Linked DNA regions of Homo sapiens: region 1 is linked to region 2. A link is an interaction called in ENCODE POLR2A ChIA-PET data of the cell type or tissue named here. Cell type or tissue: Panc1. All regions are shown on one strand.

Region 1 (2,500 bases), 65 kb after region 2:
CTGCCTCCCAAAGTATTGGGATTAGAGGTATAAGCCAGCACACCTGCTCTGTTGCTCAGGCTGGAGTGCAGTGGCATGATCATAGTTCACTGTAATCTTGAACTTCTGGGCTCAAGTGATCCTCCCACCTTAGCCTCCCAAGTAGCTAGGACTACAGGCATGTGCCACCATGCCTGGCTAATGTACTGTTTTTTTTTTGTTTGTTTTTTGTTTTTTGTTTTTGAGACAGTCTCGCTCTGTCACCTAGGCTAGAGGACAGTAGCGCAATCTTGGCTCACTGTAACCTTCACCTCCCAGGTTCAAGTGATTCTCGTGCTTCAGCCTCCCGAGTAGCTGGGATTACAGGTACCTGCTACCACACCCGGCTAATTTTTTGTACTTTTAGTAGAGACGGGATTTCGCTATGTTTCCCAGGCTGGTTTCGAACTCCTGAGCTCAGGCAATCTGCCCACCTCTGCCTCCCAAAGTGCTGGGATTATAGGCATGAGCCACCGTGCCTGACTGTCTAATGTACTTCTTTAAAGTATTCGTTGGGCTTTGTTTTTTATGTTTAAAATTTCAACTTATTTGAACTTATTTTGGTGAAAGTATAAGGTAGGCATTTAAGTGTAGAGTTCTACAAATGACTAGATTCCCAGTGCTTTTTTTTTTCATAATCTATTCTTTGCTTGCTGATTTTAAATGACATTTTAATCATAAATCATATGTATATGTGGTATATATAACAGGTTATTATATATACATATATATGATATATATGTACACACACACATACATATACACATATGCCATAGTGAACTTCTGGACTTTATATTTTTTATTGCTATGCTATTGTACTAATATAACTTTATAATACAAATCTAAGTGGGGTTAGTGTACACTCATTGCTCTTATTAATTTTCAAAAACTTTCTAGCTATCCAAGTAACCATTTCTAATTGAAATAATCCAGTGAAAACAATTTTGACTATCACCATTTGAAAACACCCTTGCAAATTTGAAGTTTCAGAGCTAAGGAAATGACTAAGCAGTAAGTTAGTTCCTGTGTTAGTTTTTTACATAGGACTGACAATGAGATTGATTTAAATGACCTGTCATTTGCTTCTGACTGGCATAGCCTAAATCACAGGCATTTCAGAAGGAATATCAGTGATGATGATCGGAAGTCCTTTTTCGTATTTAGTTCTGTTTAAAAATTCTTCTTTTGCTGGGCATTGTGGCTCATGCCTGTAATCCCAGCACTTCGGGAGGCCGAGGCAGGTGGATCACCTGAGGTCAGGAGTTTGAGACCAGCCTGGCCAATGTGGCGAGACCTTGTCTCTACTAAAAATACAAAAATTAGTCGGGCATGATGGTGGGCGCCTGTAATCCAAGCTACTTGGGAGACTCAGTCAGGAGAGTCGCTTGAACCCCAGGGGCGGAGGTTGCAGTGAGCCAAGATTGTGCCTCTTCACTCCAGCCTGGGCAGAAGATCAAAACTCTTTCTCAAAAAAAAAAAAAAAATCCTTCTTTTGCTAAAGCATAGGAACTGTAGGGAGGTTCTCTTTCAGTAGGGCCATGCCATCCTGAGAAAGTATGCAAGTGGTTATTTGCTGTAATGTGTACTGTATCCACATATTCTTCTTTAGCCCATAAACTAAGATATTTTGTATATTATTTTTTATATATCAAGTTTAAAATTTTTTTATTGCACATGTATGCTCATATAAACCTTCAGAATGTTACAGATGTATACAGGATAGACAGTAAAAATCTTTAGTGATTCTGCCTACTAGATATAATTAATGGTTTGGTGTGTATTACTCCAGATTTTTTGTGCTATGATATAACAGTGTTTCATATTATTGGTTATTGTTTTATTATTGTTATGATCATCATTATTATATATATTTTCCTTTTACAAAAACAGGGCTATATTATATATAATTGTACAACTTTTTTTTGCTTTGTAATGTATGTTGTGCATTTTTTTCATGCTAGGAAAAGGTATATATCTTCTTTTTTTTTTCTTTTTAATATGGTGTTTCAGTATATGGTTATTTATTATATTTAACTTACTATCTTTTGATGATCATTTGAGTTGTTTCCTTTTCCTCCTCATCTCCCCCATTACAGACATTTCTACAGTCTTTGTGCATATCGTTTGAGATACTTGAACATAAGATAGATTTCAAGAAATAGATTTGGATCAAAGGATATGAATATTTAAAAGTTGAATAAATATTGCCAACTTATGTACTAAAATGTACCAATTTATACTACAGTAACATTTTATTTCGGTGCCTGATTTTCTATGCTATTATCAGCATTAATTATTAATTTAAAATTTTTTGTCAGTCATTTTAGTTTTTGTTTTAATAATTGATTGAGAATCTTTTTGTGTTTCTTTGTCATTTGAATTTCTTCTATGCCTGCTTGATCATGCTCAGAGTATGGTTTTTATATGTATTTCAAGTACAAGGCATTTTTTTATTGTTGGAAAAGCCTCTTTTTCTCAGTAG
Region 2 (2,500 bases):
CACCTGCCTCAGCCTCCCAAAGTGCTAGGATTACAGGCGTGAGCCACTGTGCCCGGCCCTTTGGCTATCTGATGAAGCCTGTGGAACCCTTCTAAGAATATTTTTTAAAAACTTTTTTGAGACAGAGTCTCGCTCTATCACCCAGGCTGGAATGCAGTGGTGCCATCACAGCTCACTGCAGCCTCCAACTCCTGGCCTCAAGTGATCTCCTGTCTCAGCCTCCCAAGTAGCTGAGACTATAGGAGCACCACTATGCCTGGATAATTATTTTTTATATTACCCAGGCTGGTCTCAAACCCCTGGGCTCAAGCAATTCTTCCGCCTCTGCTTCCCAAAAATAGGCATGAGCCACCAAACCTGGCCCTAAGAATATTTTTAAATGCATAAAATAAGATTCTTAGGTGTACAAAAAAATCATACTGAAAAAATATAATGGTCAAAATACTAAAGTGAAAGCAGTATGTGCTTCTTTTATTATTTTTATTTTTATTTTTTTGAGACGAAGTCCCACTCTGTCGCCCAGACTGGAGCGCAGTGGCATGATCTTGGCTCACTACAACCTCTGCCTCCCAGGTTCAAGAACCTGGGTTCTGCCTCAACCTCCTGGGAAGCTGAGATTACAGGCACCCGCCACCATAACCAGCTAATTTTTGTATATTTTTAGTAGAGATGGGGTTTCACCATGTTGGCCAGGCTGGTCTCGAACTCCTGACCTCAGGTGATCTGCCCACCTTGGCCTCCCAAAGTGCTGGGATTACAGGCATAAGCCATTGCGCTCGGCTGAGATTAGCAATAATTAATGTGATATGAAAATATTTTCTTTTTCTTCATGACAAATTCATGGCTAATACTGCCAGGATTTTTTTGTTGTTGCCCATATTCATAATAGAAGGAAATGCTAATATGAAAATAAAGATGTCACTTTTTCCCCAATCCATGCAATTTCCCCCTAAATTGTATCCATGACCTACCTGAGGGGGATCCATGGACTCTCAGGTTAAGACCCCTCTACTGAAGGGTAGCAGAGTACAGTTTCAAAATTACTGATTAAGAGCGTGGGCTCACCAGGAGTTCAAGCCCAGCCGGGGCAACAGGATGAGACCTCATCTTTACAAAAAATGAACAAAATTAGGCATGGTGGTGCTTGTCTGCAGTCCCAGCTACTTGGGAGACTGAGTTGAGAGGATCACTTGAGGCTGAGAGGTTGAGGGTGCAGTTGAGCTGAGATTGCACCACTGCACTCCAGCCTGAGTGACAGAGTGAGATCCTGACTCAAAAAAAAAAAAAAAAAAAAAGAAAAAAAAAAAGGAAAAAAAGAAGATTTTAAAAATAACTCTAGTCCTTATGGGCTGTATGAGCCAGGCCGGTGTCTTCACCCTAAAAAAAGGTTAAAAACCCAGGGCCAGGTGTGGTGGCTCCTGCCTGTAATCCCTGCACCTTGGGAGACCTAGGTAGGAGGATCTCTTGAGACCAGCCTGGGCAACATAGTGATTGCTGATCTCTACAAACTTAAAAAAAAAAATTAGCTGGGTGTGGTGGCATGTACCTATAGCCCTAACTACTTGAGAGGCTGAGGCAGGAGGATCCCTGGAGCCCGGGAGTTTGAGGCTGCAGTGAGCTATGATCATACCACTGCACTCCAGCCTGGATGACAGAGTGAGACCCCATCTCTTTAAAAAACAAACAAATAAACAAAAAGACAAACCCTAAATGCCATGTGGGTTGGATCCTGGAAGAGAAAAAGAATATTAGGGGAAAAAAGAGTGAAATTCCAGTGAAGTCTGGAGTTCAGTTAATAGCATTGTAGTTAATAGGAGCTAATGGTATAAAATAGTTAATAGCATTGCACCAGTGTTAATTTTGTAGTTTTGAAAAATGTACCATGTTCACATTGGGGGAAACTGGGTGAAAGATATACAGCAGGCCAGGCATGGTGGCTCACGCCTGTAATCCCAGCACTTTGGGAGGCTGAGGCAGGCAGATCACTTGAGGTCAGGAGTTTGAGACCAGCCTGGCCAACATGGTGAAACCCTCTCTCTACTGAAAATACAAAAATTAGCCAGGTGTGGTGGCACACGCCTGTAGTCCCATCTACCCAGGAGGCTAAGGCAGGAGAATTGCTTGAACCCGGGAGGCTGAGGTTGCAGTTAGCCGAGATCGTGCCACTCCACTCTAGCCTGAGTGACAGAGTGAAACTATGTCTCAAAAAAAAAAAAAAAGATATATAGCAACCCTCTGTACTGTTTTTGTAACTTTTTCTGTAAATCTAAAGTTACTCCAAAGTAAAAAGGTTATTTTAACAAAAAGGCTAAGAACCTCTTCCCCAAATTCCTAAAGAACTTGGCTTGGTACTTAGCAGAGGCGATAGAAGCTTACCAGAACAATGTGTTGGGTTGAGTCCTGGCTAACGTATGAACCACAGGCTGAGTGACCCCAGACAAGTCACTCTTTCGAGTCTCTCTTATCCCGGCTGTAAAGTGGGAGCCGCGATGCCTCCCGC

What was found. ChIA-PET counts read pairs that join two places held together with the same protein. Peaks named below come from ENCODE experiments on the same cell type or tissue, not always from the same donor. Only the 100,000 strongest peaks of a DNase experiment are listed, where the experiment ranks them.
Region 1: POLR2A ChIA-PET joins it to region 2 with 13 read pairs; 5 of 35 experiments call an interaction of 5 or more read pairs at or near these places.

What each region holds. Positions count from the first base shown.
Region 1 is chr20:44,992,493-44,994,992 of GRCh38, forward strand. The region is part of intron 5 of STK4 (serine/threonine kinase 4); the gene reads left to right. Among named protein-coding and RNA genes, the nearest start is that of STK4, 27 kb to the left of the region's middle. In Panc1, no CTCF peak of the experiment used is centred here; a DNase peak (open chromatin) is centred at 1,079.
Region 2 is chr20:44,927,591-44,930,090 of GRCh38, forward strand. All of the region lies in intron 7 of PABPC1L (poly(A) binding protein cytoplasmic 1 like), which reads left to right. Among named protein-coding and RNA genes, the nearest start is that of PABPC1L, 19 kb to the left of the region's middle. In Panc1, no CTCF peak of the experiment used is centred here; no DNase peak of the experiment used is centred here.